Linked DNA regions of Homo sapiens: region 2 is linked to region 1. Evidence: read pairs that join two places in POLR2A ChIA-PET (ENCODE). Cell type or tissue: PC-3. All regions are shown on one strand.

Region 1 (8,000 bases):
CGGGCGCGGTGGCTTACGCCTGTAATCCCAGCACTTTGGGTGGTTGAGACGGGCGGATCACCAGGTCAAGAGTTTGAGACCAGCCTGACCAACATGGTGAAACCCAGTCTCTACTAAAAATACAAAAATTAGCCGGGCGTGATGGTGTGCGCCTGTAATCCCAGCTACTCAGGAGGCTGAGGCAGGAAAATCACTTGAACCCAGAAGGCAGAGGTTGCAGTGAGCTGAAATTGCACCACTGCACTCCAGCCTGAGTAACAGAGCGAGACTCTGTCTCAAAAAAAAAAAAAAAAGAGAGATGAGGTCTCACTCTGTCACTCAGCTGGAGTGCAGTGGCAGCCTTGACCTCCTGGGCTCGAGTGATCCTCCTGCCTCAGCCCCCCAAGTAGCTGGGACTACAGGTGTGTACCACCACACTGGCTAATTTTTGTATTGTTTATAGAGATGAAGTTTCACCATGCTGCGCAGGCTGGTCTTGAACTCCTGGGTTCAAGTGACTCACCCGCCTTGGCCTTCCAAAATGCTGGGATTACAGGTGTGAACCACCACACGCAGCTCCAAATCATTTTTTAATGGCTTTATTGAGAAGTAATTCACACACCATACAATTCTTCAAAGTGTACAATTTAATGATTTTAGTATATTCATAGAGTCGTGCAAACATCACCGTAGTCTAATTTTAGAACATTTTTATCACCCCAAAAAGAAACCCATACCAATTAGAAGTCAGTCCCTATCCCTGACTCCCCTGAGACCCCAGCCCTAGGCAACCACTAATATTTCTGTCTTTCGAGATCTGGGTGTTTTGTGTAAAAGGAATCATACAATGTGTAGTCTTTTGTGACTGACTGCTTTAACTTAGGATAATGTACTGAAGATTCTTCCATGCTATAGCATGTTTCAGTACTTCATTCTTTTTATTACTGAATGAAATTTCATCCTGTGGTATATTTATTTTGTAGGGCTGTGGTCAAAGTAACACAAACTGCTGACTTAAAACAACAGAGGTTTATTCTCTCGCAGTTAAGGAAGCTAGAAGTTCAAAATTAAGGTGTCAGCAGGGTTGTGCTCTTCCTGAAGGCTCTAGGGGAGAATCCTACCTTGCCTCTTCTAGTTCCTGGTGGTTGTTGGCAATCCATGGCATTTCTTGGTTTGCAGTTGCACAACTTCAGTTTCTGCCTCCGTCTTCAAATGGTCACCTTCCCTGTGTGTCTGTCTGCACATTGGATTCGCTCAGCGTAAGCCTGTTTCTTCTCCTCCTCCTGTAAGGACACAAGTCATAGTTGATTAAGGGCGCACCCTACTTCAGTATGACCTCATGTTAACTTGATTACATCTGCGAAGACCCTATTTTCAAATAAGGTCACATTCACAGGTCCTGGGGGTTAGACCTTCAACATATCTTTTTGGGGAATACGATTCAACTCATAACATACGGATATGCTACATTTTATTTATCTGTTCATCAACTAATTGACATTTGAGTTGTTTCCACTTTTGGGCTATTATGAATAGCTATGAACTTTAGTACGGACATGTGTTTTCATTTCCCTTGGGTATATACCTGCCAGTGGCATTGCTAGGTTATATAACTGCCAGACTGTGTTCCAGAGCAGCTGTACCATTTGACATTCCCACCAACAATGCATGAGATTTCTAATTTCTCCACATTATTGCCAGCACTTTTTTTTTTTTTTTTTGAGAGACAGGGTCTTACTCTGTTGACCAGGCTGGAGTGCAGTGGAGTGATCAAAGCTTACTGCAGCCTCAAACTCCTGAACTCAAGCAATCCTCCTGCCTCAGCCTCCCAAGTAGCTAAGTCTATAGGCACACTACCACTCCTGGCCAATTAATTTTTTTTTTTTTTGAGGCAGGGTCTCACTATGTTGCCCAGGCTAGTCTCAAATTCCTGGCGTCAAGTGATCCTCCCACCTTGGATCAGAGTGCTGGAATTACAGGTGTGCACCACCATACTTGGCCTTATTTGTTTTTTTGAATAGAACCATCCTACTTGGTGTAAAGTGGTATCTGATTGTGGTTTGGATTTGCATTTCCCTAACAGCTCATGATATTGAACATCTTTTCAAGTGCTTATTGGCCATTTGTATACCCTCTATCAGGAAATGTCTATTCAGTTAGCTGGACTTGTCTGTTCAGTTAGCACACTTGTAGTCAAGAGGCTGAGGCAGAAGGATCACTTGAGCCCAGGAGTTTGAGGCTGTCGTGAGCTGTGATTGCATCACTGCACTGCAGCCTGGGCAACAGAGCCAGATCTCGTCTCTAAAAAATATATTAAAAAATAAAGAACAGAAATACCTATTCAGATTCTTAGCCAGTTTTTAAATTGGTCTGTCTTTTTATTATTTGGTGGTAAGAGATTTTTGTGTATTCTAGATACACACCCTTCCCAAATATATGATTTGTAAATATTTTTTCCCATTCTGTGGGTTGTCTTTTCGCTGTCTCGATGGTTGATTCATTCTTTTTTTTTTATAATTTCAACTTTTATTTTAAATTCAGGGTGGTACATGTGCAGGTTTGTTACATGGGTAACATGTTATGCTGGAGTTTGGGGTATGGATGAGTCCTTCACTCAGGTATTGGGTATAGGTCGTTTTTCAGCCTGCGGCCCCCTTCCCTGTCTTCCCCTCCCCTCTGGTAGTCCCCAGTGTCTGTTGTTCCCGTCTTTATGTCCATGTGTACTGGGTGTTTAGCTGCACTTACAAGTGAGAACACGCAGTATTTGGTTTTCTGTTCCTGCATTAATTCACTCAGGTCGTGGCCTCCAGCTGATCCATGTTGCTGCATCCATTTTTCTCATCTGCACACAGTCAATTCATTCTTTTAAAAAGTTTTTTAAAATGAAGTTTGTATTGAATTTACATATTATTTTGAGTATTTCTATAAAACAATCTTTTCTTCTTATCAAAAATAGGATAATTATAGTACCTCCCACATAGGGTTATTGAAAGGATTAAATGAATACTTTAATATGAGTATATATGTACATGTAAAGTGCCTGGCACATGATTGGTCCTGTTTGACAGCTGCTATCATACATCTCCACTCTTCTGGTCTTCTTCTAGATCTTCACTAAAGTTTTCTGTTCCTCTTTGTATTGATCTGACACATTTCTTGTTGAATTCTTTCCTAGACTTGTGTATGTGATTATGTGGTTTTTTTATGTAGTTTTAAAATAGTATACAGGTATATTGCTATTATGAATGAGATTTCTTTTTTCACATTTTTATAATAGGTTTGGAAAGCTATTGATTTTATACTCATCAGACTTTCTGAATTACCATATAATTTCTAAAAGTTGGTTGATGACTTTGTTGTTTTTCCAGGTGGTTGTGATGCAGTCATTCTGTTCAGGAGCTGTGGTTCTTTTTCATTCTACATTCCTCTGCCATAATTCGAGTATTCTTTGCCTCTCCGCTCTGCTTTATGAGCTTCTAACAGGTCTCTCTGCCTACGGCCTTGCTCTCCTCCAGGCTAGCACCCACATTAGTACCATGGTGGTCTCATCCTGTCACTCTCCTTATAAGTCTGTTATTTGCTCTCCAGTGTCCTGTAGGATAATGATGGCCCCTCATGACTTGTCCTGTATCTACTCATTCCAGCATCATCTCTATTTCCTTACTTGCACATTATATTTTAGCACAGTAGTGTCCATTAGAAGTAGAATGTGAGCCCCAATTTAAAATTTTCTAGTAGCCACATTAAAGATATAAAAAGAAACAAGGTGAACTGTAGTAATGGCATCACTTAATGAGGATCTGTTCTGTGAAATGTGTCATTTTGTGAACACGATAGAGCACACTTACACGAACCTAGATGGAATAGCTGACTACACACCTAGGCTGTATGGTATAGCTTATTACTCCTAGGCTATAGACCTATATGGCATGTTATTGTACTGAGTCCTGTAGGCAGTTGTAACACAGTGGTAAGTATTTGTGTATCTAAACATACCTAAACATAAAAGTACAGTAAAAATGTGGTATAAAAGCTAAACAGTGGGCCGGGCATGGAGGCTCACGCCTATAATCCCAGTACTTTGGGAGGCTGAGGCGGGCAGATCACCTGAGGTCAGGAGTTCGAGACCAGCCTGGCCAACATGGTGAAACCCCGTCTCTACTAAAAATTTAAAAAATAGTCTTGTGTGGTGGCACACGCCTGTAGCCCCGGCTACTCAGGAGGCTGAGGCAGGAGAATCGCTTGAACTTGGGAGGCAGAGTTTGCAGTGAGCCGAGATCACGCCACTGCACACCAGCCTGGGCAACAGAGTGAGACTCCGTCTCAAGAAAAGATAAATAGTGTTACACTTATGTAGGGTATCTACCATGCATGGAGCTTGCAGGACTGGAAGTTGCTCTGGGTGAACCTGTGAGTGAGTGGTGGGTGAATGTGAAGGCTTAGGACGTGACTGTACACTACTTTAGATCTTATAAACACGTGTGTATTTAGGCTACACTCAAATTATTTAAAATTTTTTTGGAATAATAAGTTAACCTTAGTTTACTATAACTTTTTTATTTTATAAACTTTTTAATTGTTTTAACTTTTTGACTTGTAATAACACTCAGCTTAAGACACAAATATGTTGTACAGCTGTATAAAAATGTTTATCTCTTTATAAGCTCTTTTCAACTTAAAATTTTTTTTTTTTTACCTTTTTAAACTTTTTTGTTAAAAACTAAGACACAAACACATACATTCATGTTAGCTTAGACATACACAGAGTCAGGATCATCAATATCACTGTCTTCCACCTCCACATCTTGTCCCACTGGAAAGTCTTCAGGGGCAATAACAGGCATGGAGCTGTATCTATGATAACAATGCCTTCTGGAATAACTTCGGAAGGAGCTGCCTGAGGTTGCTTTACAGTTAATTTTTTTTATAAGTAGAAGGAGTACACCGTAAAATAAAAAATATGGTAAATAAATAAACCAGTAACATAGTCGTTTATTGTCGTTATCAGGTATGTGCTATACATAATTGCATGTGCTATACTTTTATACGACTGGCTGTGCTGTAGGTTCGTTAACTCCAGCATAATTACACACATTTGTGAGTAACGCATTGTGCAGCAACGTTAGGACGGTTAGGATGGCTATGATGTCACTAGGCAATAGGAATTTTTCTGCACCATTGTAATCTTATAATTTTGTAGAACTATTGTATGTGTCATCTGTTGTTGACCGAAACATTGTTATACAGCACATGACTATATTGAACCCAGTATATTCCAAGCATTATTTCAACATAAATATTAAAAAATCAATATGGAATTCATAGTGATAGAAGGTATAATAGGGCTTATCAGGGGTTAGAAGAGAATGGGAATTCTTGTTGAATTACAGTTTCTATTTGCAAGGATGAAGTTGTTCTGGAAATGGGTGATGGTGATGGTTGCACAGCAGTGTGAATGTACTTATTGTCATTGAATTGTACACTTAAAAATGGCTAAAATGGGCCAGGCGTGGTGGCTCAGGCCTGTAATCCCAGCACTTTGGGAGGCCGAGTCTAGGGGATCGCTTGAGCTCACGAATCTGAGACCAGCCCGGGCAACATTGTGAAACCCCATCTCTACAAAAATAATACAAAAAAAAAATTACCCAGGCATCGTGGGGACTACCTGTAGTCCCAGCTACTTGGGAGGCTAAGATGGGAGGATGGCTTGAGCTCAGGAGGTGGAGGTTGCAGTGAGCCAAGATCGCGCCACTGCACTCCAGCCTTTGCGATAGAGCCAGACCTTGTCTCCAAAAAAAAAAAGGCTAAAATGGTAAATGTTATGTTATATATATTTTACCACGATAAAGAAGTCACCATAAAAATCAGTATGAGGCCAGGCGTGGTGGCTCACGCCTGTAATCTCAGCACTTTGGGAGGCCGAGGTGGGTGGATCACCTGAGGTCAGGAGTTCGAGACCAGCCTGGCCAACATGGTAAAACCCCGTGTCTACTAAAAATACAAAAATTAACCGGGTGTGGTGGCGGGCATCTGTAGTCCTAGCTACTTGGGAGGCTGAGGCAGGAGAATTGCTTGAACTCGGGAGGCAGAAGTTGCAGTGAGCTGAGATCGTGCCATTGCACTCCAGCCGGAGTGACAAGAGCAAAACTCCATCTCAAAAAAAAAAAATCAGTATGGAAATTATAAAAAGTTTACATCCTTTTTTTGTAGTAAGTATTCAAAAATTTGGTGTATATTTTACATGTATAATACATCTTACGTTGGTTTTTTTTGTTTGTTTTTGTTTTTGTGATGGAGTCTTACTCTGTCCCCCAGGCTGGAGTGCAGTGTTATGATCTCAGCTCACTGCAACCTCCGCCTCCTGGGTTCAAGTGATTCTCATGTCTCAGCCTCCTGAGTAACTGGGACTACAAGCACATGCCACAATGCCTGGCTAATTTTTGAATTTTTATTAAAGATGGGGTTTCACCATGCTGACTAGGCCGGTCTCAAACTCCTGATCTCAGGTGATCCTCCCACCTTGGCCTCCCAAACTACTGGGATTACAGGCATGAGCCACTGTGCCCACCTACATTTTACAGTTGTTTAAATGTTTCACCTATCCTGTGGTGCTTCCTGCCCTTCCCATTTGTGCACAAGCTGTTCCCTCCACTTGCAGTGCCCTCCTCCTGTCTGGCTCCTGCACCTGGAGAACTCTTGCTCCTGTTTGAATGCCAGTCTCAGACACCGTCTCTCTCAGCAAGTGTTTTCTCTGTTTTTTTTTTTTTTTTTTTTTTTTTTTTGAGACAGAGTCTTGCTCTGTTGCCCAGGCTGGAGCACAGTGGTGCAATCTCGGCTTACTGCAAGCTCCGCCTCCCGGGTTCAAGCGATTCTTCTGCCTCAGCCTCCTGAGTAGCTGGGAGTGCAGGCGCACACCACCACACCCGGCTAATTTTTGTAATCTTAGTAGAGATGGGGTTTCACCATATTGGTCAGCTGGTGTTGAACTCCTGACCTCAGGTATTCCACCTGCCTCGGCCTCCCAAAGTGCTGGGATTACAGGTGTGAGCCACCGCACTCAGCCATGTTTTCTCTTAATAATACCCCAACTCGGCCAGGTGTGGTGTTCATGCCTGTAATCCTAGCACTTTGGGAGGTTGATGTGGGCAGATCGCTTGAGCTCAGGAGTTCAAGACCAGCCTGGGCAACCTGGCGAAACCCCGTTTCTACCAAAAATATAAAATATTAGCGGGTGTTGGAGCTCAGGAGTTTGAGACCAGCCCAAGCAACCTGGCAAAACCCCGTTTCTACCAAAAATACAAAATATTAGTTGGGGTGCTGTCATGTGCCTGTGGTTGGTCCTAGCTACTTGGGGGGGTTGAGGTGGGAGGATCACTTGAACCCAAGAGGTCAAGGGTGCAGTGAGCTGAGATCATGCCACGGCACTGTAGCCTGGGTGACAAAGTGAGGCCCTGTCTCAAAAAAATAAATAAAAATAAAAACAATATCCCCACTCTTTCCTCAAGTCCAAGCCATTCATGTACTTGTGTGTGCTTCACTTGTTGGTGTTATCCCACTCTTTGCAACTTGTTCATTACGTGTATTTTTCCTTGGCTAAATCATGAATTTTTCGAAGGCAGATTGTGCCTTTCGACTCTTTTTACCCGGGGTCTATCAGTGTCTGACTTATATAATGTGTTGTGTAAAAAGTTTGCTGAATGAATCCCTTGGCTGGAAAAGAAAAAAAAATGCAGTTTACAAAACCTCTTCAAATAAAAATGAATTAATAAAACCGTATGTTAGGAGATGTTATTTTCTCTGAAAACAAATATTCAGTTTTTTATGTAAAATTATGTTTGAGAGGGAAGCATAATCAAGATGCAGATTGGCCTCAATAGATGAAACATTTGGCTGAAACAGACAAGATGAAATTTAGAAGAAGGATTTTTGATTTAAGTACAAAATATAAATTACAAATATATAAAATGAAGAACTTGATTTGGCATCAGTGAATTTTAATTTACTACAAGCTTTATATGACC
Region 2 (8,000 bases), 93 kb before region 1:
ACTACACACCCCAGCTATGTGGTATAACCTAGGCTACAAACCTGTACAGCATGTTACTATATGTTATTATATGGAACACCAAATGCCATAGGCAACTGTAACACAATGGGTAAGTATTTGTGTATCTAAACATTTAAAAGCCACAGTAAAAATACAGTATAAAAGATTTAAAAAAATGGTACACCTGTATAGGGTATCCACCATGAATAGCGCTTGCAGGACTGGAAGTTGCTCTGGGTGAGTCTGTGAGTGAGTGATGAATGAATGTGAAGGCCTAGGACATTACTGTACACTACCACCATAGACTATATAAATATTACACACAGGCTACGCTACATTTATTTAAAAATATTTTTCTTTCTGCAATAATTAACCTTAGTTTACTATAACTTTTTTTTTTTTTTTTTTTGAGACAAAGTCTCACTCTGTCACCCAGGCTGGAGTGCAGTGGTGTGATCTCGGTTCACTGCAACCTCCGCCTCCTGAGTTCAAGTGATTCTCCTGCTTCAGCCTCCTGAGCAGCTGGGATTACAGGCACACGTCACCATGCCCGGCTAATTTTTGTATTTTTAGTAGAGATAGGGTTTCACCATGTTGGCCAGGCTGGTCTCGAACTCCCGACCTCAAGTGATCCCTGCCTCAGCCTCCCAAAGTGCTGGGATTACGGGCATGAGCCACCGCGCCCGACCATTAGTTTACTATAACTTTTTTACTTTATAAACTTTTTTACTGTTTTAACTTTTTGACTCTTGTTATAATACTTAGCTTAAAACAGGCACATTGTGCAGCTGTACAAAAGCACTTTCCTTCTTTATATCCTTATTCTTTTTTTTTTTTTTTACTTTTTAAACTTTTTATTTTGTTAAAAACAAAGACACACACACACACACACACACACACACATATTAGCCTAGACCTACACAGGGTCAGGCTCATCAATATCACTATCTTCTACCTTCACATCTGTTCTACTAACATCTTCAGGGTCGATAATACACGTGGAACTATCATCTCTTATGATAATGCCTTCTTCTGGAATACCTCCTGAAGGACCTGCCTGAAGCTGCTTTACAGTAAACTTTTTTTAATAAGTAGGAATATACACTAAAATAACTATAAGAAATACAATACAGTAAACAGGTAAACCAGTAACACAGCTGTTTATTATCAAGTGTTACGTACTGTACATCATCTTATGTACTACACTTTTATACGACTGGCAGCACAGTATGTTTGTTTACACCAACGTCACCACAAACACATGAAGAATGTGTTGTGCTACATTATGACAGCTACATTACCAGGTGACAGGAATTTTTCAGCTCCATTATAATCTTATGGGACTTTTGTCATACATGTGGGTCCATTATTGACTGAAACATCATTATGCAGAACACACGTGTATATGGACAAATTCTCAACACATACCAATGAGTGAAAAGTCCAGTTGTAGAATGATTATATAGTAGCATACTATTTGTGTGAAAAACATAGAAGCATATGGAAATAATGCCATATATTTTTCTACGGGTACATGTATAAGCATATAAAAACCAAGAAGAAGTTCTGGAAGCATATATTATAAACTCATAATACTCACTACCCCCAGGAGAAAACATGAAGGACCAGGACTAGAAGAGGTAGTCAGAGGGGGCGTTAGCCTGTGGACAGTTTTAAAAGGAGAACATTATTACCTGTTACTTGTATTTCTTTTTCTTTTGAAATAATTATAGATTCAGAGCAAGACACAAGAAATGTACAAGAACGTCCTGTGCATCCTTTATCCAGCCTCTTCCAATGTTACCACCATCTTGCATAGCCATAGTACAATATCACAACCAGGAAAATTACATTGGCACAATCCACAGAATTTATTCAGATTTTATCAGCTATACATGCATTCATTTGTGTTAGGTGAATGTGATAACCACTATGCTATGGAAACTCGCTTGTATAGCTTGTATATGTACATCATGCATAGCTTCATGTAACAATCACTGCAATTAAGATATTTATCTGTACAATCACAAGACTCCCTCATGCAACTTGTCCTCTACTCTCATCTCTAACTCCTGGCAATCAATAATCTGTACTTATCTTGAGAATTATATCATTAATGAGGATTACATAAGTGGAATTATGCAGCATGTATTCTTTTGAGATTGGCTTTTTTTCAGTCAACAAAATTTCCTTAAAGTTCATCCAAGTTGTATCAACACAGTTAGTTCCTTTTCATCACTGAGTAGCAGTCTGTGGTATGAATGTACCACATTCACCTAATGAAGGACATGTGAGTAGTTTCCAGCTTTTGGTTATAAGGAATAAAGCTGCTATGAACATTCATGTACAAGTTTCTGTATAGAAATACATTTCATCTCTCCTAGATATAGATCCAAGAATGAAATTGCTGGGTCATATGGTAAGCTCATCTTTAATATATAAAGGAACTACAAACTGTTTCCCAGAGTGGCTATACCATTACATATTCCCACCAGCAATATGTGAGTGACTGAGTTTCTCCACATCTTTACCAGCATGGCTTGTATTTTAAAAAGCTAAACTAAGAAGTCTGTCAAAGTATTTCAAAACAAACAGAGAGATAACTAGGCATTTTTAATTTCTTTATGGATACACACATCATCAATGAAATATTTTTGTACCCATTTAAAAAAATCAAACCTGAATTTGTTCAAGCTTCTAGATCTAATACCAATTCATGGGAAAAACCTGAGTCAGAGGAATATGCTAAATTACAGTAGAAGAATGCAATCAGCATAAGCTAGAATATAAGAAATTCGTAAGACAAATAATCCAGTTTCTTCAACACATAATTTGCAAGCAAAAGAAGTGAGAGATGGCCGGGTGGGGTGGCTCACGTCTGTAATCCCAGCACTTTGGGAGGCCGAGGTGGGTGGATCACTTGAGGCCAGGAATTCAAGACCAGCCTGGCCAACATGGTGAAACCCCATCTCTACTAAAAATACCAAAAATTAGCCGAGTGTAGCAGCGGGCGCCTGTAATCCCAGCTACTCAGGAGGCTGAGGCAGGAGAATCGCTTGAACCCAGGAGGTGGAGGTTGCAGTGAGCCAAGATAGCGCCATTGCACTCCAGCCTGGGCAACGAGAGCAAAACTCTGTCTTTAAAAAAAAAAAAAGTGAGAGACAGGGGTACCTACAAACTAAAAAGACTTAGAAGTCAAATCATCCAATTGCTTTGTAAGGATTTTGAGTCCTGCTTCACAAAAACCATTGTAACAACTAGATATGAGATGGTATTAAGGAATTATTGTTACTTTTTAGGTGGAATAATATTGTGGTTATGTTTTTTTTTTAATTATCTTTTTATGGAAAGCAGTTTGGTAGTTCCTCAAAAAGTTTAATATAGGATCACCATATGATCCAGTAATTCCACTCCTAGGTGTAATATACCCAAAATAATTGAAAACAGGTTCTCAAAAAAAATTTGTTCACGAATGTTAATGATAGTATCATTCACAATAGCCAGAAGATGGGACAATCCAAACGGCTATCATTAGATGAATGGATAAACAAAATGTGTATATCCATATATGTATAATGTATATATAATAGAATATTATTTAGCCATAAAAAAGAATGAGACACTAATACATGTGGATGAATCTCAAAAACATGATGCTAAGTGAAAGAAGCCAGACAGAAGGTCACATATCGTGATGGCCAATATTAGGTGTCAACTTGACTGGACTCAGGCATGCCTACATGGCTGCTGAAGCATTGTTGCTGTGTGTGTCTGTGAGCCTGTTTCCAGAGGAGACTGAGATGTGAGTCAGTGGGCAGGGAGAACATGACCCGCCTTTAATGTGGGCAGGCATTGTTCCAGTGTAACTAGAACAAAGCTAGCAGAAAAAGGGGGATATTCAGCTTGTTGATGTTCCTTGTTCTCTTTCCAAGCCTGATGCTTTGCTTCCTCTCCTCCTGCCCTTGGACATCAGACTGCAAGTTCTTCTGCCTTTGGACTCTGGGACTTGCACCAGTGGCCTCCTGGGGGCTCTTGGGCCTTTGGCATCAGACTGAAGCCTCTACTGTCGGCCTACCTGGTTTTGAGGCTTTCAGACTTGAACTGACCACTCTACTGGCTTTTCCCATTCTTCAGCTTGCACATAGCCTATCATTCACCTTTGTAATGGTATGAGCCAATTTTCCCTAATAAACTGTCATATATATATATATATATATATATATATATATCTCCTATTGGTTCTGTTCCTCTGGAGAACCCTGAATAATTATACATAGTGTGAAATACCCAGAATAGGTAAATATTATTTTTACTATTCTGCTTTTATCTGTTTTTTGTTTTGTGTTGCTTTTTTTGAGACGGAGTTTCGCTTTTTTTGCCCAGGATGGAGTGCAATGGTTGCAATCTCAGCTCACTGCAACCTCTGCCTCCCAGGTTCAAGCAATTCTCCTGCCTCAGCCCCCCGAGTAGCTGGAATTACAGGGGCCCACCACTACGCCCGGCTAATTTTGTATTTTTAATAGAGACAGGGTTTCACTATGTTGGCCAGGCTGGTCTCAAACTCCTGACCTCAGGTGATCCACCCTCCTTGGCCTCCCAAAGTGCTGGGATTACAGGCATGAGCCACCGTGCCCACCTTAACTGTTTTTTAAATTTTTATTTATTTTTAGTGATAGGGTCTCATTCTGTCACACAGGATGGAGTGCAGTGGTGCAATCATGGCTCACTGCAGCCTCAACCTCCTGGGCTCAAGCGATCCTCCTGCCTCAGCCTCTCCAGTATCTAGGACTGCAGACTCTGCCACTACCCCACCTGGCTAATTTTTAAAAGAATACTTTTGTAGAGATAGGGTGTATGTTGCCCAGGCATGTCTTGAACTCCTAGCCTCAAGCAATCCCCTTGCCTGGGGCTCCCAAAGTGCTAGGATTACAGGCGTGAGCCACTGCACCCAGCCTACTTTTACACATATTTGAAAAAAAGTCTTACCATAAAAATTTTTAAGAAGAAAACGTCAACATTTGATTTTAAAATAAGAAAGCTGGCTGGGCGCGGTGGCTCATGCCTGTAATTCCAGCACATTGGGAGGCTGAGATGAGTGGATCACTTGAAGTCAGGAGTTCAAGACCAACCTGGCCAACATGGTGAAACCCCATCTCTACTAAAAATACAAAAAAATTAACCGGGCATGGTGGCACATGCCTGCAGTCCCAGCTACTTGGGAGGCTGAGGCAGGAGAATCGCCTGAACCCAAGAGGTGGAAGCTGCAGTGAGCCGAGATTGCACCACTGCATTCCAGCCTGGGTAACAGAGCAAGACTTTGTCTCAAAAAATAAATAAATAATTAAATAATTAAATAAGAAAGTCCATTTGATTTAGGTTTTGATATTATCTACTTCTGAATAACTGGACTTGGGGAATACGAAAGGAAGAATATGAAATGATACTTGTTTGCAGAGCTCCCCTCCATTTACCAGGCATTCCCCAGATGCTCTGGTCTGAAGCGACGTCTCTTGTCATAAAAGACATTTGTGTCTGGTGAGAAGGAATGGACGCAAGCAATCTCTGGCCTAAACCCCAAAGACCCTGGGTCTGAGTGAACTTGAGCAAATTCAACATGGACCTCTCTGATTAACCACTGCTTCCATCTTGTAAGACCAACAAAATTGCTAAATCACCTTGGGTATTTGCTAAATAATGGCAGAATCAAAGGTCCCACCCCAAACCAACAACTCAATCTCTAGGTATGGGGTCCAGGAAGGAGTGCTTCGACAAGCTCCTCAGGTGATTCTGATGCCCCTTAAAGTTTGAGAATCACTGGGTTAGGAAACCAGTGACCTGGTGTCCTCCAGTGGGCAAAACTGATTCTACACCTCCACCTTGTGGCTTAAAAGCTACAAAGCAACTTCACCAGAATACCTGGCTCTCTGCCACATAACTAATTGACGGTGGCATTCAAAGCCCAGCAAGAAACCTTACACCTCCTCTAAGGATTTATTCCTGAGATACAACATTTGGATTCATGTCATTATACTCAGGGATTAGCAGGTCCATAAACATTATAGAAAGTTAGCTTTGAAAGTATTTTCTAAAAGTTAGCTTTGACTATTTTGGGATGAGTATAACACTATATATTCATTCAATATTTACTAAGTTTCCATAATATTCCAAGCACTGTGCTAGGCACTAGAGATTAAAGATGAATAAAACACGCACCTGCCCTTAAAAATTCATAGAAAAACACAAGTAATAATACATATTAGGACAAATGCCTCCTTTCTGTGAAGCAGCTCCTGGGCACTGGGAAGGAAATCAAAGACAAATACTGGCCTACCGGGAGACAAGACATAGCATATGAATAACTAATGATGGCAAAAGCAGCAACTGAAATGTGCAACATGAATGCCACAGATCATAAGTACTTTACAGAGATTCTGAATGGAGAGATCCTTTCCTCTAGAAGTTAGGGACAGCTGCATTCATTCAACATACACTCTGTGCCAAAATAGTGCCAGGTGCCGGGGGACATGGTGAGTAAAAGCATCTTTAAGAGTATGTAACAGAGAGATCTAGCAAGGAAGTTTTCCCTGATGGATTACCATTTGATCTTGGTAACTATGACATGAACACGTAAAGAAAAATCAAGAAAACAGGAGAAAGCATCCTCTATGTGTATGTGTTTTGGGGGGTGGTGCAAAGGGAGAAGAGACGCAAGCTAAGGAGCCAGTGCAGTCAGAACCTTATGGAGAGACGGAAATGGGTATGAAATGGGGTAGGGATTTAAGCAATGAAAAGAGTGGCCAAGCACTAACACAGAGCAAAGATGTTTATGGCAGAGGGAGGGAGAGGCAGAAGAGGCAAATGGACTTTGAGATTTCAGCCAGGATGATTATAAGACAGACGATGACAATAATAAAAAAACAAAGAAGTTTAAGAAAGGAATACAGTGCTTGGGAGAAAGCAAGCTTTTTATTAAGGAGTTCAGAGGACAGAACACTTGCATGAGTACTGTAAACCTATGTATGGTAAAGATGGGTGAGTAGAAGACAGAAAGAAGGGAGTAGCTTAATAACCAGAAGGCATGCCCCCGACTAAAGCTAATCATTGTGACGAGCAAAATCCCAGTTATCTTCAGCTTTTCTGTTGCAGTTTTCTATAATACCACCAAAATTTCTAGGTCCACCTGACTCTTCTCGTTCTCTCTTTTGTCCCTTTAAGGCAGCTCTGTAAAGAGCCAGTGTTATTGCCACAGCCACTGGAATCGTAGGGAAGAAGATAAATACCCACTTGAAGACAACAGTGGCCTTGGATTCTTTTTTTAAATTTTAAGATACAACATAATACAGGCCAGGCGCGGTGGCTCACACCTGTAATCCCAGCACTTTGGGAGGCTGAGGCGGGTGGATCATGAGGTCAGGAGATTGAGACCATCCTGGCTAACAAGGTGAAACCCCATATCTACTAAACATACAAAAAGAAATTAGCCGGGCGTGGTGGCGGGCGCCTGTAGTCCCAACTACTCAGAAGGCTGAGTCAGGAGAATGGTGTGAACCCGGGAGGCAGAGCTTGCAGTGAGTTGAGATCGCGCCACTCTAGCCTGGGAGACAGAGCAAAACTCTGCCTCAAAAAAAAAAAAAAAGATACAACATAATATGATAACATGCACTAATTCTAAGGGCATTGCTCAATAAAAATTTATATAGGTATACAACCATGAAATTGCCACCCAGATCAAGATATAGAACCCCAGAAGTTTCCCTCATGCCTTCCTTAGTCAATACCTTACCCAGAGGTAACCACTATTCTGACTTCCATAACTTGCCTGTTCTTGAGCATCATGCAAATGGAATCACAGAGATTCTTTTGTATTTGAATTCTTTTATTCAATATTATGACCGTGAGATTCATCCATGTCAATGTGTATATTTATAGTTTGTTGTTTATTTATGTTTGTGTAATATTCTATTGTATGGCTATTCCACAGTTTATTTATCCATTTTCCA

The links. Peaks named below come from ENCODE experiments on the same cell type or tissue, not always from the same donor. Only the 100,000 strongest peaks of a DNase experiment are listed, where the experiment ranks them.
Region 2: POLR2A ChIA-PET joins it to region 1 with 12 read pairs; 3 of 35 experiments call an interaction of 5 or more read pairs at or near these places.

The regions. Positions count from the first base shown.
Region 1 is chr14:69,194,940-69,202,939 of GRCh38, forward strand. All of the region lies in intron 1 of EXD2 (exonuclease 3'-5' domain containing 2), which reads left to right. It overlaps GALNT16-AS1 (GALNT16 and EXD2 antisense RNA 1), which reads right to left. Exons shown (of 4, transcript NR_184249.1): 3 at 1,101-1,262. Among named protein-coding and RNA genes, the nearest start is that of EXD2, 7.4 kb to the left of the region's middle. In PC-3, no CTCF peak of the experiment used is centred here; no DNase peak of the experiment used is centred here.
Region 2 is chr14:69,101,718-69,109,717 of GRCh38, forward strand. The region is part of intron 5 of DCAF5 (DDB1 and CUL4 associated factor 5); the gene reads right to left. Among named protein-coding and RNA genes, the nearest start is that of DCAF5, 47 kb to the right of the region's middle. In PC-3, a CTCF peak has its summit at 5,894 (motif pointing left); DNase peaks (open chromatin) are centred at 3,804 and 5,884; H3K27ac peaks cover 339 bases.